2 separate regions of the Homo sapiens genome follow, and region 1 is linked to region 2. A link is a loop called in an ENCODE intact Hi-C map of the cell type or tissue named here. Cell type or tissue: natural killer cell. All regions are shown on one strand. Links, peaks and the distances in the headings refer to the core of each region. The heading gives the core; the rest is flanking DNA. Region 1 has its middle 3.5 kb from the start of PTPRH. Region 2 overlaps LOC105372462 (a long non-coding RNA gene).

Evidence for each region. A loop is a pair of places that touch in the nucleus more often than their neighbours do. Peaks named below come from ENCODE experiments on the same cell type or tissue, not always from the same donor. Only the 100,000 strongest peaks of a DNase experiment are listed, where the experiment ranks them.
Region 1: it touches region 2 in a loop (14-fold over the local background); 11 of 110 quality-filtered maps call a loop at or near these places.

What each region holds. Positions count from the first base shown.
Region 1 is chr19:55,210,819-55,215,202 of GRCh38, reverse strand. No RefSeq gene overlaps it. Among named protein-coding and RNA genes, the nearest start is that of PTPRH, 3.5 kb to the right of the region's middle. In natural killer cell, for the core only: no CTCF peak of the experiment used is centred there; a DNase peak (open chromatin) is centred at 2,562.
Region 2 is chr19:55,416,014-55,420,397 of GRCh38, reverse strand. All of the region lies in intron 2 of LOC105372462 (a long non-coding RNA gene), which reads right to left. Among named protein-coding and RNA genes, the nearest start is that of UBE2S, 10 kb to the right of the region's middle. RefSeq lists a silencer at 180-380 and enhancers at 717-1,286, 1,842-1,971. In natural killer cell, for the core only: CTCF peaks have their summits at 1,833 and 2,042 (motif pointing right); a DNase peak (open chromatin) is centred at 2,047; H3K27me3 peaks cover 286 bases.

The DNA of each region.
Region 1 (4,384 bases), core at 318-4,317, 210 kb after region 2:
GCCATTCTCCTGCCTCAGCCTCCCAAGTACCTGGGACTACAGGTGCCCACCACCACGCCCGGCTAATTTTTTGTATTTTTAGTAGAGACGGGGTTTCACCGTGGTCTTGATCTCCTGACCTCGTGATCCGCCCTCCTTGGCCTCCCAAAGTGCTGGGATCACAGCCGTGAGCCACTGAGCCCGGCCAGTATCACCATTTCTTACTTCTGTCTTCCAAGATCCATAAGCTCCTGCATAGATTAATCATGTGAATCAAAGGATAATGTTTAGGAATCACCCTCCCATATCCCACCCCTGTGTTTTCCAAGGCTTGATGCTGGCGCTGATCTCTGTGATTCCCTGGGTTGACTGTTTGGGAAGGATGATACTATGGTTTGGATCTGTGTCCCCACCAAATCTCATGTTGAAATGGAATCCCCAGTGTTGGAGGCCGGACTTGGTGGGAGGTGTTAGGATCTTGGGGATGGACCCCTCATGAATGGTTTAGTACCATCCCCATGGTGATGAGTGAGCTCACAAGAGATCTGGGTATTTTACAGTACGTGGCAAGGCCGGGCGCGGTGGCTCACACCTGTAATCTCAGCACTTTGGGAGGCCGAGGTGCATTGGATCGCCTGAGGTCAGGAGTTTGAGACCAGCCCGGACAACATGGCAAAACCCTATCTCTACTAAAAATACAAAAACTAGCTGGGAGTTGAACCCAGGAGGTGAAGGTTGCAGTGAGCCAAAATGGTGTCACTGCACTCCAGCCTGGGTGACAGAGGGAAACTCCATCTCAAAAATTTAATAATAATAAAATAAAAAAATAGAAGTGTGTGGCACCTCCCGTCCTCTCTCTCTTGCTCCTGCTTTCGACATGTTATGTGCCTGCTCCCTCTTCACCTTCCGCCATGAGTGGAAAAGCTCCCTGAGGCCTTCCCAGAAGCTGAGCAGATGCCAGCACCACGCTTCCTGTACAACCTGCAGAGCCGCGAGCCAATTAAAACTCTTTTCTTTATAAATTACCCAGTCTCAGGTATTTCTTTATAGCAATGAAAGACTGGCCCAATATAGATGGGGGAATTTCTAGGGGCTTCCATTTCTTCTTCCCACCATCAAAGCTTTCACACTACAGATCAGGGAAGCCAAAGCATTGTGTCTGCCATTTTATGAGAATGTCGATTTCAACTTCACTCTCAAGGCCTGAGGAAGGAGCCACACAGGGTCTTTAGAGTCCCGTTGACCCACTGTGTGATGGTCTTTAGGTGAACCCTCCGTTCGTTACCTGACAGCCCCAAGCACACCAGTCAGACCATGATTCACGGTGACCTGTGTGTGCCTCCAAATTAGGATTGATTCAGAGTCAGAGTCCAGTAGCCTTTTCTCTTTCTCTAATCCCCAGCGACCATGGATATTGGCCTTTAGGAGAAACTGGGAGGAAGGTTTACAGTATGTACTTTGACTAGTATCGGTGAGTCCTCCCTGAGGGAAAAGCATCCGCTACATGGAAGGGGTTCCAAGACTGAGAACTGGCTCAGGACTGGTAACAGGTGTGAGGCTTTAGGGGTGGACGTCGCTGGTGCTTCACCCAGATCTCCTTTGCAGGCACTGAGCACTCATTCTTAAGCAGTGTTGGCTGCTTGCAGATGCCACATTCTCAAGAGACTTGGTCTTGGCTGGGCGCAGTGGCTCACACCTGTAATCCCAGTACTTTGGGATGCCAAGGCAGGCGGATCACACGAGGTCAGGAGTTCGAGACCAGCCTGGCCAACATGGTGAAACCCCGTCTCTACTAAAAGTACAAAAATTGACCAGGCACAGTGGCTCACGCCTGTAATCCCAGCACTTTGGGAGGCCAAGGCAGGCGGATCACGACGTCACGAGATCGAGACCATCCTGGCTAACATGGTGAAACACCATCTCTACCAAAAAATATAAAAAATTAGCTGGGCATGTTGGCGGGCACCTGTAGTCCCAGCTACTTCGGAGGCTGAGGCGGGAGAATGGCGTGAACCCGGGAGGCAGAGCTTACAGTGAGCTGAGATCGAGCCACTGCACTCCAGCCTGGGCAACAGAGCCAGACTCTGTCTCAAACAAACAAACAAACAACAACAACAACAACAAAAAGTAGCTGGGTGTGATGGCAGGCGCCTGTAATCCCAGCTACTCGGGAGGCTGAGGCAGGAGAATCCTTTAACCCGGGAGGTGGAGGTTGCAGTGAGGCAAGATGGTGCCACTGCACTTCAGCCTGGGTGACAGAGTGAGAGCGAGATTTCATCTGAAAACAAAACAAAACAAAAAAAACAAAAAACTTGCTCTTGACCTGAGAGGAACGTGTTTTACTAGGAAAGTCATGAAACTCTCACCCCTGGAGAAGCCCATAGACAAAGATTAGAGGTTAAAAGTTCAGATCCTGTCTCTGTGATGGGATCCCTCTGAAGTGATAGCCTCACTTGGCTCCTTCCTCTGCCCCATACTGCTTTCATCACTCTCTGTCTTCTGAAAGCAAACCCTCAAACAGTTCATGAGCATCTGAATCCCTGCCTCAGGCTCTGCTTCTGGGAAACCTGAGCCCAGGCCCTCTGCTGCCCCACTGTGGTGACTCTGGTTCCTGCTCACCAGACCTAGAGATGGTATCATTACATACACCAAGCAACGCTCTCTTGGTGCTTCTCATCACACAGGTAAGAGGAATTGAAAAGAACTCAGGTGATGAGGGTCGTGCTAATGGGACTCTCATTAGTGGCTCCGTGGAAATTTCTGTTCTTAAGGGGAAAAGAGGAGCACGGCCGAGTCTCTCCTGAGGTTGCTGCTAAGATGTTGGCTGGGGCTGCATTCATCTGAAGGAGGGACTGGAGTTGGAGGGCCCGAGTCCGAGGTCCTACAGGTTTTGTTTTTGGTTTGCCTTCCCCATACACAGGCAGCTGCTCCAGGAGGACTTTGGAAGCTGGGGAATGTGGGTCATTTTGTGGAGTGGTTGATTTTTTTATTGTTTCTTTTTGTTTTTTGAGATGGAGTATCCCTCTGTCACCCAGGCTAGAGTGCAGTGGTGCGATCTCGGCTCACTGCAGTGTCCCCTCCTGGGTTCAAGCGATTCTCCTGCCTCAGCCTCCTGAGTAGCTGTGATTACAGGCATGCACCACCATGCCCGGCTAATTTTTGTATTTTTAGTACAGATGGCCACCATGTTGGCCAGGCTGGTCTTGAACTCCTGACCTCCTGCCTGAGGTCATCCACCTGCCTCGGGCTCCCATAGTGCTGGGATTACAGGCGTGAGCCACCATGCCCGGCCGAGGAGTTGGGTTTTGAAGAGAAAGCAAGTAGGGTGTGGTAGGACGGTGGGTGTGGAGTCAATGTAAGTGATGCATTTTTTTATAGACAGGGAGGGTGAGCATGTTTATAAGTTGGGGATCTAGATGGGAGGGAAGAGAGATAGAGGGAAGAGACAGTGAGGAGGAGGAGGAGGACCAGGAGAGAGAGAGAGACATCAAAAAGTATAGGGGAGACAGCTGGGTGTGGTGGCTCATGCCTATAATCCTAGAACTTTGGGAGGCCAAGGTAGGAGGATCACTTGAGTCTAGGAGTTCGAGACCAGCCTGGGCAACAAAGCAAGACCCTGTCTCAATAAAAAAAAAATTTTTTTTAAGATATAGACGAGAAACAGAGAAAGGTTAAAACAGAAACCCAAGCAAGTGATTGGCATGAATTACATCCGGTGCCCACTGAAAGGAAACTTCTCGCAACCAAACCTTTGTGTATACAGATGGGGAAACTGAGGCTCTCAGAGACAGAGAAACTGACTTCTCAAAGTGGTGGTGTGAGAACTTATTTATTTATTTGTTAATTTTGAGACAGAGTCTCCCTCTGTCACCCCAGCTGGAGTGCAGTGGTGCAATCACAGCTCACTGCAGCCTCCACCTCTTGGGCTCAACTGATCTTCCCTCTTCAGCCTCCTGAGTAGCTGGGACCACAGGTGTGCACCACCATGCCTGGCTAATTTACTTCTACTTTTTATAGAGACGGGATCTCCCTATGTTGCCCAGGCTGGTCTTGAACTCCTGGGCTCAAGGAATCCTCTCGTCTCAGCCTCCCAAAGTGCTGGGATTATAGGCGTGAGTAACCATGCTCAGCTGTTTTGTTTGCTTTTTTTTTTTTTTTTTTTTTCTTTGAGAAAGAGTCTTGCTCTGTCACCCAGGCTGGAGTGCAGTGGCGCTATCTTGACTCACTGCAAGCTCCGCCTCCCAGGTTCACACCATTCTCCTGCCTCAGCCTCCTGAGTAGCTGGGAGTACAGGTGCCTGCCACCACAGCCAGCTAATTTTTGCATTTTAGTAGAGATGGGGTTTCACCATCTTAGCCAGGCTGGTCTCGAACTCCTGATCTCAGGTGATCTGCCCACCTCGGCC
Region 2 (4,384 bases), core at 254-4,253:
TCTGTTGTATGGATGCAGCATAATTTTTTCCCAGTTCCTACTGCTACAGGATCTTTGGGGTGTAGATTTTCTTCCCCGCTGGAAACCTCTGTTGCCAATGATGCCTTTGCCTGAGTTCTTGTCCTGAGTCCAGGAAGAATGAGGTACGCAGACAAGTGAAGGGTGAAGAAGACAAGGATGAGCTTGATTTAGTGTTACAACCGCTCAGAGGACCCACAGTGGGTAGCTCCTCTCTGTAGGCAGGTCATCTGTTGAGTGTTCAGTTATCAGCAGACAGGAGGTTCTGGAGAGGGTAGCTCCTCCCTACAACTGGTCATCCTAATGTCTGCAATTCTTAGCAGAGAGGAGGCCCTGGTGGGGGTGGCTCCTCTCTGCCAGCAGGTAGTCTGCAGGTAGCTCTTCTCTGCCACTGGTAGTCCAATCCTCTCTCCTCCCTCTTCCTTCTCTGGCTGTCCCCTGCCCTGCTCTGGCTGAGCCCAGAGCTTTTATGGGCCTCAGAGGGAAGGAAGTCCATGCTGATTGGTCCATGGGTAGCCATGGGCAGCCCAGAAGAGGCACCGCGTGTCCCCACTCTGGTCCTCAGGACTGATAGCCCAGCCCCCAGCCTTCAGGCCCTCCTTAGGACTGCCCCCTTCTGCCCAGGCCTCCTACTGCCATTCACAGCCCCGGGGCTCTGCCCTAACCACTGATCTGAGATGGGAGCAGGAGCCAGGAGCGGTGAGAAGCCAGGCAGTGGGAACAGGCACCCCTGAGACTGAAGGGATGGGGGGCCCTTCCTGGGGCCCCCAAGGGTGCAGGCTGCAGAGACTCTTGAGTCCCATGCCTGGGAGGGCAGTTGCCACTGCACCCAGAAGCTCCCACCCCACCAATTCAGAAGGGGCAGGGCTCCCACTTGTCCCAGCTCCTGCCTGCTCTGTGGAGCTGGAGGCCCAGATTTGCAGTACCGGGTCTGGTGGCTGCAGCTGCACCCAGGAGGACAGATCCTGCCCGTTCCTGGCACCACCCCCCTCACCCCCAAGAGCACAGGGAGGCTCAGATCCACAGCCACAGTTTGGGTGACTGCAGTGACACCTGGGGAGCTCTGCCCCAACTCAGAAGGGGCGGGGCTCCCCCGGCTCCATGAAACGTGCAGCCCCAGCTGCACCTCCCTGCTGCAGCCAGCATGATAGCAGCAGCCCCTGCCATCACTACCAATAGATGTTTGGGTTTTCCCTAGTTTTTACTACTCTAAACAATACTTGAGGAACATCTTTTTGCACAACACTTGGTGCATTCCTTTAATTTTTTCTTTTTTCTTTTTTCTTTTTTTTTTTTTTTTTGAGATGGAGTCTTGCTCTGTCGCCCAGGCTGGAGTGCAGTGGTGCAATCTTGGCTCACTGCAACCTCCGACTCCCTGGTTCAAGCGATTCTCCTGCCTCAGCCTCCCAAGTAGCTGGGACTACAGGCACTGCCACCACATCCAGCTAATTTTTGTACTTTTGGTAGAGACAGGGTTTCGCCATGTTGGCCAGGCTGCTCTCAATCCCCTGACCTTGTGATCTGCCCGCCTTGGCCTCCCGAAGTGCTGGGATTACAGGTGTGAGCCACCGCGCCTGGCCACTCCCTCAATCCACCTTGGCCTCCCGAAGTGCTGAGATTACAGGTGTGAGCCACCGCGCCTGGCCACTCCCTCAACCCGCCTTGGCCTCCCACAGTGCTGGGATTACAGGTGTGAGCCACCGCGCCCGGCCACTCCCTCCATTTTCTTTAGGATGAGCTCTCAGGAGATGAGTGGCAGGTGTATTTTGAAGACTTTTGCTAGACAATGCCAACTACGACTCAGAGGGCCTGTGCCAAGTCCATGTATGTGAAAATGTCCGTGTGCTCCCACCCTCCCCAGCACTGGGCATTTTTCTGTTTAAGCTTGGTGTGCGTCACCAGTGTTGGTTGTACAGTCATTACAAGAAATTCCTAGTGCACTCAAGAAGTCTCTGCCTTGTGCTCAGGGATTTGCGAAGCAGGATTGGCCCCGGGTAATGCATTTAATTACTGCTGTGTCTGTCACTAGAGGGAGCACCCGATCCACTTAAGGGCCTATTTTTGCATTGATCAGGGCCTCTCCCACCCAGGAGAGTTCCAAGTTCAGCTCCAGAGGCACAGAGGAAAGTAGTTTTTGTCAATTACCTACCCCAGCGTGTGCAGACCCCTCAAGCTGGGAAGGTCACAAGTGTCTGCTCAGAAGTACTCAGGAACTAAGGAGCAGAGAACCTGCTACCAACCACAGACTAGCAGACACAGAAACTCAGGAAAGGATGCTCAACCTCACTGGGAAGAAAGGAGATGCAAATAAAAGATGGGACACCTTGACTTGCCCATGATGTGGAATCTTTTGAAGACTGCTCATCGTCAGGCTCACTCCTGTGAGGGGACTTTGACACTGGCAGTTTCCTCTGCCTGGAATGGCTTTTCTCTGGATTCCCACAAAACTTGCTCTCTTACTTCCTTTAATTTTTTTTTTTTTTTAAACAAAGTCTCGCTCTGTCACCCAGGCTAAAGTGCAGTGTCATGATCTCGGCTCACCACCACCTCCACCTCCGCTTCCTGGGTTCAAGTGATTCTCCTGCCTCAGCCTCCCAAGTAGCTGGGACTACAGGCACGAATCACCACACCCTACTGATTTTTGTATTTTTATTAAAGACGAGGTTTCACCATGTTGGCCAGGCTGGTCTCAAACTCCTGACTTCAAGTGATCCACCCACTTCAGCTCCCCAAAGTGCTGGGATCTGGGTTTACAGGCATGAGCCACTGTGCCCGGCCGCTTCATTTGAATCTTTATTCAGATGTTACCTTCTCAATTAGTTCTACCATATTTAAAACTGTCCCCCTTGGCCAGGCGCAGTGGCTCACACCTGTAATCCCAGTACTTTGGGAGGCCAAGGCAGGCGGATCACGAGGTCAGGAGTTCGAGACCAGCCTGGACAAGATGGTGAAAGCCCGTCTCTACTAACCACACAAAAAATTAGCCAGGTGTGGTGGCGTACACCTGTAATCCCAGCTACTTGGGAGGCTGAGGCAGGAGAACTGCTTGAACCTGGGAGGCAGAGGTTGCAGTGAGCCGAGATCACGCCATTGCACCCCAGCCTGGGCAACAGGGTGAGACTCTGTCTCAAAAAAAGAAAACTCTACCCCCACACCAGGTATGGTGGCTCACGCCTGTAATCCCAGCACTTTGGGAGGCCGAGGTGGGAGGATCTCGAGGTCAGGAGGTCAAGACCAGCCTGGCCAACATAGTAAAACCCCATCTCTACTAAAAATACAGAAATTAGCTGGGCATGGTGGTGCGCACCTGTAGTCCCAGCTACTTGGGAGGCTGAGACAGGAGAACTGCTTGATTCTCCTGGGAGAATCTCTGCCTGGGAAGCAGAGGTTGCAGTGAGCCGAGATGGCGCCACTGCACTCCAGCCTGGGCAACAGAGCAAGACTCCGTCAAAAAAAAAAAAAAAAAAAACTGTCCCCCTCACAACATTCCTGAACCTCCTTAGCCTACACTAATATTTACAGCAATTAATATCTTTATTCTATTTTTCAGACAGGGTCTCACTATGCTACCCAGGCTGGAGTGCCATGGCGTGATCATGGCTCACTGCAGCCTCAACCTCCTGGGCTCAAGCAATCCTTCTGCCTCAACCCTCCTAAGTAGCTAGGACTATAGGCATGTGCCACCACTCCTGGCTAATTTTTAATTTTTTTGTAGAGACAGGGTCCCACTATGTTGCCCAGGCTGATCTCAAACTCTTGAGCTCAAGTGATCCTCCTGCCTTAGCCTCCCAAAGTGCTAGGACTGCAGGCATGAGCCACTGTGCATTGCCAATATCTTTTAATACTACCAACTTGACTTACCTATTAGCCCAGGACTTCCCCAGTGTGAGCATGCAAAGGCCTGCATCCTGGGCTGCCACTCAGTCCCAGGAAGACTTTTAGTCTCCCCGCTGGAATGGAAGCCCCAGGAGGGCAGGGATTTTGTTTCCTATCTTGTTCTCGGATGTGTCCCAAGCACCCAGAACAGTGCCCGGTGTATATCTGGTGCTAAAGAAATACGGGTTAAACGAGTAAGTCACATCTTGGGAATCCAAATAAGGAGAACCCTGCCAAGGGCCACTGGGCAGAATGGCAAGCACGCATTCTCTTTGATCTTGAAAGTTCCCCTAAGACTTTGTCCTTCGGAAATGTTCACGGCTGTACCCAAAGATGAACAGATGAAGGAGGATGCTCACAGCAGTGTCTAGCCATGCGCTGGGCTCAGCCTTGATGCCCATCAGTCAGAGAGTACGATGAAACTACAGTGGGATCTTTGACCTTTTCTGTTGTTTTTTGAGAGTTTTTGTTTTTGTTTTGCGACAGGGTC